2 separate regions of the Mus musculus genome follow, and region 2 is linked to region 1. The links are chromatin loops, found by intact Hi-C in ENCODE. Cell type or tissue: left cerebral cortex. All regions are shown on one strand. Each heading gives the region's core, and the rest is flanking DNA. Links, peaks and the distances in the headings are about the cores only.

The links. Hi-C counts contacts between places; a loop is a spot of excess contacts. Peaks named below come from ENCODE experiments on the same cell type or tissue, not always from the same donor. Only the 100,000 strongest peaks of a DNase experiment are listed, where the experiment ranks them.
Region 2: it touches region 1 in a loop (4-fold over the local background); 3 of 42 quality-filtered maps call a loop at or near these places.

What each region holds. Positions count from the first base shown.
Region 1 is chr13:10,356,425-10,361,804 of GRCm38, forward strand. It overlaps Chrm3 (cholinergic receptor, muscarinic 3, cardiac), which reads right to left and starts at 4,379. Exons shown (of 5, transcript NM_033269.4): 1 at 3,840-4,379. Gm26861 (a long non-coding RNA gene) reads left to right here and starts at 3,055. Exons shown (of 7, transcript XR_001780860.2): 1 at 3,055-3,512. In left cerebral cortex, for the core only: no CTCF peak of the experiment used is centred there; DNase peaks (open chromatin) are centred at 2,341, 2,959, 3,210, 3,766 and 1 more place; H3K4me3 peaks cover 3,722 bases; H3K27ac peaks cover 2,174 bases.
Region 2 is chr13:10,236,087-10,241,466 of GRCm38, forward strand. The region is part of intron 1 of Chrm3 (cholinergic receptor, muscarinic 3, cardiac); the gene reads right to left. Among named protein-coding and RNA genes, the nearest start is that of Gm26861, 120 kb to the right of the region's middle. In left cerebral cortex, for the core only: no CTCF peak of the experiment used is centred there; DNase peaks (open chromatin) are centred at 381, 3,092 and 4,275; H3K27ac peaks cover 709 bases.

The DNA of each region.
Region 1 (5,380 bases), core at 318-5,317:
TTGGTGACCTGGTGAGTCCCAGGTCAATGAAGAGACACTATGTCAACAAAACATAAACAACAAGCAAACAAAGAAACAAATAAGGTAGAGAGTACCAGAGAAAGAGGCTGATTTCTTGCTGCTGCAAACATGTGCAAATGATTTACTGATACACACATACACCCACACATACATGAACGTGTATGTACGAAACAAAAATATTCTTTTGCATGGGTTCTGTCCTTGTGTCTGCCTTGAGTTGTAGATGGGCAAACATTTCCACTGGGCAGAGATAAAGACTTGGGAAGGCTTACTGTCTTCATGCAGGATCTGTGTGGCTCCTTACTTTCAACAGCCTCCATTACCAATTCCAGGGAAAGTCTCCATCAACCAGGAATGCATCAGTATAAGGCACTCTGAAAGAAAGCAATCTAAATCCCTAAAAGGGACAACTTTGGCCCTTCCAGGGTGTCTTTAAGGAGAACACAGAGGGAGTCACATTGGACACTGAATGATCTGGGATCAGGCATCAGCTTTGTACCTGATCCAAGGCCCAGGCGGCTTCCTTAACATAGAACAGAGTCTGTCAGACACTTGCATCTAACTCTCACCTTGACTGGCTTTGCCTTGTGTTAAATTCATTAGATTATCTTGTCATGAAGCCAAGACTTTCACTTGAGTTTGAAAGTCCAGCCCAAGGGGTAAGAACCAGAACAGAATTTCCACTAGATTCACAGAACCTTCTAGACACACACACACACACACACACACACACACACACACACAGAGAGAGAGAGAGAGGGGGGGGGAGGAGGTGTCTGGTGTTGCATTTCTTAAATACCACATTTTGGGAAACCATGTATACACTGCTCTTAACAACTAAGCAACAGTCATATTTATATATGCTGATTCATTTAAAATATAAAAATAGTGAAGGGTTTTGATTAATTCTTTTGTTGGAAGCATATATGCCTTTTAAAATATTTCTCTGCAAGGAAGATATATTTTCAATTCACAAGCATACTGTGTAAAAGAAAATATTTCCAATTAGTCATTCTTCAAAACCATGCTGACGACATAATGGTATGAGTCATGACATACCATGCTGACGACATAATGGTGTGAGTCTTAACACACCATGACATAAAGTTAGGCTTCATACATGAAGGGGATTGGGGTACACATCTCTGTAGAACCCTTTATTCGTCCCTGGTGGAAAGGGTCACCACAAGTGCTCTACATGTAAACGTCCCACACTGCAAACCAGACCCAGTGATGATGTCCAGGCCACTTAGGTGTAAGCAACTGAATCTGCCAAGGCTAACATCATTATCAGGCAAGAACACTATGTTGGCTCAAGATATGTGATATTTTAGGTTTAAAAAAAAAACAAAAAGAAAAAACAAAAACCTTAAAAATAAGTGTTAGCACTTCAGAAAGCTTAGAATCATAACCTTTAAGTTTGTATTCAGTTTATTACCACGAATCCAAGAAATCTTAGCTCTATACATTACCCTTCCACACACCTCACATTCAACAGGTTACCTACTATTAAAAATTAAATAAAGTACAATTAAAATGAGCTTGTATTCTCATATATTATAGTTTAAAATAACATTTTTTTCTTGTGTAAAAGTTAAGTCATTTATTTTTTTATAAGGAAAAATGAAAAGATACATGTTAAAGGGCGTATTTATCCTTGCTTCAGCAATCTTCAGAAACAAATATGTTTGAAGCAAGGTTTGTCCAGCCTCCTGTCAGGAAAAAGCAGTGAATCCTTCCAGATCTCCCTAAAGCTTCGTACATAAGTTTTAGAGTAGGTTTAAGACAGAACTACTCTTATTTTAATGTCTAGTCTTTATCTAAATCTCACCCAATTCCATACAATCTACTTCTTCAAATTACACCCTTGCCTAACAATTTTCTACGACCAAAGATTTATGCTCAAAGGTTTCTCAAAAGGTCTTGCCTTTTATCTCATTTTGTTATTAAACTATTGAGTCCATTTAAATCATTATCTAGTATTGTTTGTTTTAAAGTCTTACATCACTCTTGTTTTCCTGTTTAATTCCACCTCAAATCACCCTCCCCAAGCCTAAGGTACAGTCTATATCGGATCTGCAGCCATTATTTTTAATAGAGTAATCCATTGCTAAAGTTGTGTTGTCTTACAGAACTTCGGAAATGACATGCCTTCTGGCTTAACAGTAGGTAACTGCGTGTTAAGCTAACGGAGGCAAGCCACACAAACATCGTCTAAAGACAGAGTTATCAAGTGGTAGATGTGGGGTTCACACTCCACTTCTGTGGCCTATGAGATCACACATGGAAGAGGTAAGCATGACCCCTGCACATGTATACGTCCCAACACCAGCTCCTGCCACAGCAGGGAGCCACCAGCGAGTGGCACAGCAATGGAAAGACCTCATTCCTGTTTAATATTCATCCACCGCATCCATGTGTGCATTTTTCCAGGCTCCCCTTTCTCCTTTTTGAAAGGTATATCTTCCTGTAAGATCTCTCCAGCAAATCCACTAGCACTGTTTTAAACACAGGAAACCGTGTTGAACCGTTCCTGCAGAATAAGTGCTTTCCCAATATGAAACGCTCTGGACTCCATAATTATTAAGCAGGCTTTTAAGAATATGTTCTGTTTTCAAATAGTAACCCAAAAAGGGGTGGGGGCGGGGGCAAAGTGCTGTGTGTGTGTGTGTGTGTGTGTGTGTGTGTCCAGGAATGGTACATTTCCTATCTTGTTGAACCTCAGAGGCAAAGAGGGAAAGGAAAGATCTGTTGAAAGCTCACAATGAAGTGGTCAGTTTCCCTAACAGCAGAGTCTGCCACCCTTTCAAAACCCTGTCAAGAATATCAGTGGAGTCGGGTGGGTGGATGGTGGCATATATGCTTACAGACTTCAGACAGGTTCAAAACACTTATCCACAAAACAAGGTCTGCGGTTTTGAAAAATGCATCCATATGGATGCGAGTCCCCAATGCTCCTTTCCTCTCTTACTTCCAACCCTTGCGTGCAAGGAGAGTCTCACACACCGGCAGACAAGGCAGCGTCACAATTCCAATACTCAAAGCGTGGAGTGGACAAGTGAATTCTACCCCTTTGGGTCAACCATCTCCCTGACCTCAGCGGTTTAAAAACCACCACATAGAAACAAGCTGCGCACAGAAACGAGGTTGTGCCAGAAAGGAGCGGGAAGACTCCGGAGAAGAGATCCGGTATAGTTTAGCAGCTCTGGCTGAGCCAGAGTAGACTCGCGCCCTGGCGCAGTACCCTCTCCCAGGTCACCAGGCGTGGAATGAAAACCGCCTTTTCGCTCCAGAAAAGTGACCCCAAGAGTCGTCCCTCGCTGCAAGGTTGGCAGGGATCTGACTTAGCTTTCCTAAAAAAAAATTAAAACGGTATTGAAAGGCCCACAGAGGACCCAGCACACAGGAGCCCAGACAAACAGCTCTGGCGCTCCCTTCTTCGCTTTTGGATCCTGCCTATGAGAGAGAAAAAAGAAGCCCAAGGGATCCGGGTGAGCTGACAGGGGTGCTCTCTTGGCCACTGACCGCCTGCCCCTGTCTTTCCCAGGCGCTCGGGTGCCACCTCCGCATTCTCCACCCTTCGTCCCTGCGCTCCAACTCCTCACCAGACAGATATCCAGTTCCTGTTCCCCTAGATTGACAAAACCACCTCTCTTCGTCCCTCCTCAGTCCTTCCTTTAAACTCCACCAGCAAACAAATTTCCTACGGAGGCAGAAAACTTTTCCCCTTATTTCACCACCAGATAAGGCAAGAAACCGGGTCAGGTTCGCTGCTAGCCTCTCTGCACTGCGCGGTAGCGAGCAGCGCACGTCCTTACCTGGCAGCCGTGCTCCAGGTGGCTGTCCCACTCCAGTCCTCCGCGCCTCCCCGAATCTCCCGGACTGTCCAGTCCGCTCTACCGAACCTCGGTCTCTCGCAGCAGGGAGTTCGGAGACAGCGACTGTCCTCAGGTTCGCTCGTGCCTCGGAGCCGCCCTTGTCTGCATCGCCCGGCTTCTGGGTGCAAGCGCAGCTGCGGGCTCCTCCCGGCCGGTCGCGAGTGCGGGGCTCCCGGCTGCAGCCGACTTGGCCCGCGGTTGCGCTCCCGGGTCCGAGCGCGCTCCGCCCGCGGGCAGCTGCGGCCGCGCGTCACATGCCGCCTCTCGGCAGCAGCCGTGGCACCTGCCCGGGCGACCGCACTGGGGCTCGGTTAGTCCGCCCCCGCGTCCTGCGCGCCCCTGCCCACCCCAGCCCTCTCTGATCTCGCCTTAATTTTTTTTTTTTTTACCCTCCTGCTCTCTCACTTCTCATTCCTTTTCTCTGCCTCTTTGTATATGTTTTATTCTTTTCTCCAAAAGCAGACAGAAGGCGCTCCAAGTGGGAGGAGATCTGTCCCTCCTCATGAACTCTTCCTCTGCCTGGTGGTGGCGATCGTGGCTACTGCTGCCCTCGTCCTCCTCCCCTTCCTCCTCCTCCTAGTCCTTCTTCTTTCAGTGTAACTCACTAGCTGCCTGCTGGAGCCCTAAACCTGCTCTGTTTCTGAGCATGCCCAGTGGCACCGCGGGCTCCTCGCTTCTCCCCGCGTGCTGGCTTGGCTGTATTCTCCGCCTGGCAGGGGCGAGGGAAACCAGCCCAGGGAGATCCTGGGTACTTTTCGGATAGGATCGCTAGAGGCCGGGCACAGAACCTGGGCGAGGAGTTTCCACCCACCCAGCGTGGCCTCACGTGCTCCCTATTTGCGCTCAGTGTTTCAAGGGTTGATGTTGATCAGATGTTTCCGTGTTCCATTTGAAGTCTGAAGTGGGTTTCCTTCAATTGCTTAGAAGGGTATGAAGAATGCGATTTCTTGGACTGAACTTATGGACAAGTGAACCTCAGCTCCAGAAAATAAAGGAGCCGGCTGGCAACCTTTCTCAAGGGGACAGTATGGTGCGTGTACGATTTGAGATTTAAAGAGCGTTTGTTTATGCAGAGCGAAGTAGCAGAGGACAGGGCAGCTTTGCTCCCCAGAAGTTTACACTTTAGGAGAAATTAGAGAAGCACTGCTGAAAAGAACGCGTCTGCGTGCATATGCACATGTGTGCACACTTTTTTTTTTCAGCCAGGAAAATTAAACCACAGTCTCACTAGTCTCTCTCTCTCTCTCTCTCTCTCTCTCTCTCTCTCTCTCTCTCTCTCTCTCTCTCTCTCTCCCTCCCTCCCTCTCTCTCTCTCTCTACCTTCCTCTCCCTTCTTCCTTCCTTCCTCTCTTTGTTTCTTTTTCTTTATCCCTGACCCTTCCTGCTCTTCCTCTCTCTCTCCCTCCCTCTTTCCTTCTTTCCTTGTTTCTTGCTTCTCTAGCCCTCCTCTTCCCTGGGGTCTGCTTTGAACTCCCATCTTG
Region 2 (5,380 bases), core at 136-5,135, 120 kb before region 1:
TCAGGACCCTGCTACTCAGAGGGACCATGGCAGCACGGGCTGTGGTGACATGCCATAGTCTCAGCATAAGAGAAAGAAAGCAGTGATGTTAAAGTGTGTGACTGTGTCCTAGCTGTAGCCTCTGTATCTCTAAAGCTCAGTAAGTAACAACAGAGGATGACCTTTATTAAAGACTCTTTATGTCAATCACTTATACACTTTTCTTTGAAGCCACATTTCAGCCTTGGGTGGGACCTTCTTTAGGGGATGGAGGAGTTGAGAAGCATGCATGAGCTCACAGGTTTCCATTTTGAGCTAAGCACTTGGCAAAACCTAGAGATACAAATTACAGATCGTCATGCCCACCCTCCTACAAAGCAATCCTATAGCAGGAGAAAATATTTTTAAGAGTTTGAGTACATGACTAGGAAGCTTCTTCTCTGCTGGCTAGATTTCATAGTAGCAGAAGGTGCTAAGCAGGCTGCTCGCGGAGTCATCAGCCTTACCCTCCTGTGAACCCGGCAAGCTACAATAATAAAATGCATGGCAAGATATGCCCATGGATGCAATAATGACACATATGTTATGAGGATAACAAGCCACATTCTGCTTCAGTTTAATGCTTGTTCTAAAGGAGGAAAAACATATGTCTGACATTGTAAATCTGCCCAAGAACCCATAGCTGGGAAGTTCACAAGCATCACTGATGAACCTACAGCAGCATGGGCTTTAATAACAAAGAGATGAAATAGAATGGCATAGTTGGAATTTTACACATTCTTATTCTGTGATATGCAGTTAAGTATCTTGTATTCTGCTTTATTTAATTTTCTATTGCTGTGTTAAAATCCCATGACCAAGACAAATTATAGAAGGGTCTAATTCGGGGCTCATAATTCCAGAGGGATAGAGGTTATGACTATCATGGCAGGGGACATCAGGCAGCAGACAAGCAGGCATAGTTCTGGAGTGATAGCTGAAAGCTTATATCTTGAAAGAGTATCATGATACAGAAAAAGCTAACTGGGAAACTGGGAATGTCATGGGCTTTTGAAATTTCAAAACTCACATGCAGTGACACACTTCCTCCAACAAGGTATTACTTCCTAATCCCTCCCTAACACTTTCTTAAACTGGGTATCAAATATTCATACATACGAGCCCAGGGGACCACGGTCAGTCAAACCAATACAGATGAAGTGTCTCCTTTCATACTCATAAGCTACCAAGAGGAGTATGTTGATTGTCATCCTTTGTATAGATAGGGAAACTGAGGCTAATGAAGGTTAATTAAAACACCAGAAATCATTATTTAGTGAGTGATGGATTCTGGGTTGTAGTATCTGCCAAGAGATGCAAGAGCACAGAGGAGAGAGTAATTAACAGACACAGGAGCTCAGGCCAAGCTTCACAGGGAATTGCTTGACATTTGAACAGAGTCTGAAAATTGAAAGTGACGGTTCATCTTGAAGCAGAGAGCAAACATCCCAGACTTCAGGAGTATCAATTGGTAAGACACTCTCAATTATCTCCGATTGTCAGCAGTCAACATGCCAATGGTGGTTGAGGTGAAGGCTGGTGAAGATAAGGTGAGTGGGAACATGAAAAGATACAAATGAACATTGGTACTGATTTTTTTTTTAAAGAGTTGGTTTAAAAATAAATCTAGTCTTCACAATTCTTGTTCAACAGTTTAGGTTTTGAAAATTCAACATCCTAGGGTTGGCTCCTCTACTTCTGTCATTTATTAACCATGTTACCTTGCTGAGCAAACTTTATCCAACCGACTGTCTTTTCATCTGAGAAACGAGGATAAATACAGTGAGTCTTCTGCAGGCTGTTAGCATGAAGCAAAACTGCCTTCATCAAAGACTCACTATGGTTTGGAGATGTCAAAGGGACACAGTGAAAACTATTTTTTTTTTACCACTATGGCTTCCACAGTGGACAGAACAAACTTGGTATAAAACTGGTGGCAAAGACAATGTAACAGAAAAATAAAGTCTAATAAATGATACCATGTTTAGTTCCTGGTTTAGGGATTAGTCTCATTCAACACGGGCCTGACACACGGAGCACATACTTGCACTTAACAGAAACAATGGCACAAACATGGTATTGAGAAACTTTTATTAGCTAAAGGTATAGGGGAACCTCATATTAGCTAGGGGTCTCTAGAAAGTACCAATGCCTGGTCAGCTGTCACATCCAGTGGGCAGGTGTACCATTATGCCTGGCTAAAGCTCTTGACTCAAGTAGAGATACTTCGTATCTCTGTCTACTAATAGTAAAAGTCAGCGATTCATGTGTGGTACAACCCTAACCAGACTTTATAGATTTGGAAGTAAGATTCAGCTGTACAAGACTGAAAAAAGCATCCTATTAGGAGATGTGAATCAGGTTAATTACAGGGTAATTTAGGTCAGCATCTCTTGCTTAGGGGCTGTTTCAATGAACACTGAGATAGGCTAGAATGGTAAAAGAGTTGTGTTTGTTTTAGTATACTAGTTGTGAGGAAAGCTGGTATCTGAACTCAATCCCAACCACTCCCTAGAAGACTATGCCTCTTTCCAGTCCACTTTGAACCCAGCTCAGGCTTCAGGTAAGTTTAGCTCAGGATTTTCCAACCTGCCTTCCAAAGGAGTCTCTTGAGAAGCTTTAAGACCTAAGTCTGAGCTTCACTCCCAGGGATTCAGCTGAAACTGTCCTGTCTAGAGCCTCAGAGGCTTCTAAAATATTGGAGGGAGGAGTTGGGGGTGGATAGGGTCAGATATATGGTTTATATGGATACAAACTTATCAATTAATAAATTAGGGGGAAAGGTCCTTGGGATGATGGTGCCAAGTAGCCTAGATGTAGAAGCATTAGGATAGGCATAATATTAGGGGCTGTGTTCTTGTCTGACTCCACCACCCAAAGGCCTCAGGATAAGAAATTCCACAATAAGAATTTTCTTAAACACATTTATCTAGTATTAGTGTGTGCTTCATAAACCTTGAGAATGGACATTGCCACAATTCACTGAACATCATATTAATATATTTAGAACATCCCAGTCTCAAGGAGAGGCAGAGCAATTTTTCCAGTGTGGGGGTTCAAGTTCTGTAAGGGGAGGGCAGCCTCCTTGTACCAAATGCCAGATTGCAGGAATGCACAATGGCAGGGTTCTGTCTTCTGGAGAGATAAAGATAGAAGCTGTCAGTAAAAGTGGTATTTATTTTGAAAACCACAGAAGGCTTGTTTCTAAAAAAAAAAAAAACCGAGGGGGACAGGATGATAATATGAGAACTTAGTATGCATGTATAATATATACAATATAGTCCTTAAATCTCTAGGAATCTAGAGTGCACATATAGAGAGGGGCATCTCTTTGGCTATTTTCATTCCTTAGCATATTCATAATCTTTACATTCTCTTTTTATTTGTAAAGCATCATCATTGGGGGTTTATTTCCTCCTGCACTGTTAGTATATAAAGTACTCTTTGAACTAGTAGTCTAGGAACTGGTCACCTTACGTAAGCTACTATAGCTATCTTGATCTGGGAAGCTCTTTTAACCTTTAGACTTCAGTGACCCTGGGTTTTCTACATTAAAGCAGAATGAAAGTGGTCAGGGAGCTACTTCCATGGTCAGGATGCTACAGATCCTAGATTTTAACTCTGCTTCTCATTCCTTCATGAGAAATAATGGGCTAATACAGAGCAGCACATGAGTTGTTTATTACAGAATGCTGTAAGACGATTAGTTGATAGAGCAATAGGTTCAAACTAAAACAAATACTCACTGATCCATGAAATAAGTATTAGGTATTGGGTACTATAGTGGGAGCTAGAATTCCATGGGCAAAGCTAATGCATGTGTCCCCATGGATGCATGGCTGGCACGCTTGTGTGGAAGATCAACTATCCAGCCAACACATGCAGCAACTAGTGATCACACTGTGACAGCTGCTGGAAAAAGAAACCCAGGGGAAAATGATAAACAATGGAGTGTGACGTGACCATGGACCGAGAGCTGAAAAAAGCTTTTCTGAGGGGGCGACAGCTGGAATCTGAAGAGCTGGAGGCAAAGTGTTCCAAAAATTCAAAATATCAACAGGTGTGCACACCTGTGCCTTCATCTCCAGGGCCTCATGTTACCTCCATCACCATCTAACTATAAGCTCTGAAAAAAGTTCCCTGGCTGAAAGGTTCAGACCTGGAGGCAGTGAAGAAAGGCAACTGTATACAATTTTAGTGGAATTGGCTAGGCTAGCTTACTTTGAGATCCTAAATTTACAGAGACAACGAGATGTGCCAAATGGAAGTGTCATTTGCAGCTCTTGACTTTTCTAAAAGTTACTGCTAACACATCTGTGGAAGGCAGGCTCTGAAAGCACCAAAGCAGTTCTGACACTGTGCTGGAATCCAGCAAGGGTGGTATGAAAAAGAAACCAGCGTGACATTTTCCTTTGACAGTATCTCATTTCTTCCACCACACAACGCATAGGAGACTACTGGGGCAAGCCAGGAGACTGTGTTTGAATAGCAGTATGCAGTTATTCTCTCTCTCTCTCTCTCTCTCTCTCTCTCTCTCTCTCTCTATGTCTGTTTGCATGTGCATGCACACACGTGTAGGTATATATATATATATATATATATATATATATATACAAGCATGCATGTGCATGTGTTTGTAGGGGGTTTATGTACATGGAGAATACAGAGATCAGTCTCAAATGTTGTTATTCAGGAGCAGGCCATCTTAATTTTTAAGCCAGAGTCTTTCACTAGGACTTGGACTCCTACGTTATGCTAGGCTGGGTGGCTCCCAAATCCCAGGGATCTACCTGTCTCTACCTCCTGGTCAGGGGCTGCAATCACACACCAGAATTCCTGTCTTTTTACAGGGGTACTGGGCATCTGAACTGAATTTCCCACATTTATGTGTTAAGTGATTCTAAGTGGCTAATCCCTTAACAAGCATTCTTTAGATGTCTATTGTACGTTAGACACAATCACACCATACTATGAAATAGACTTAGGAACAACATTGACACTGGATGGGTGATGCATAGTTCATCTCTCTTCATCACAGTGGGAATAATGGAAAGGCAGGTTTGTTCACAGCCTGCACTCAGATGCAGTTGGTTGTGGCATGCCTGGGCCTAGTGCAATTAAATTATTCAGCTTCAGCTTCTTTATGTATATGATATATTCAAGTTCAAGATTCTTTTGTGATAACTTCATAAGGCAGTGTGGCAATCTGACTAGGCACATTAAAGTGATTCTACCTTGTATTTTATAAGTAGTTAATACACAACCTCAAATAATATACACACATGTTCAACATTCTGTTCATACCATCTATACTATCTATGTAAGCAAGTCATTCTTTTTTGCTGTTTTATCTCAAGTAGTT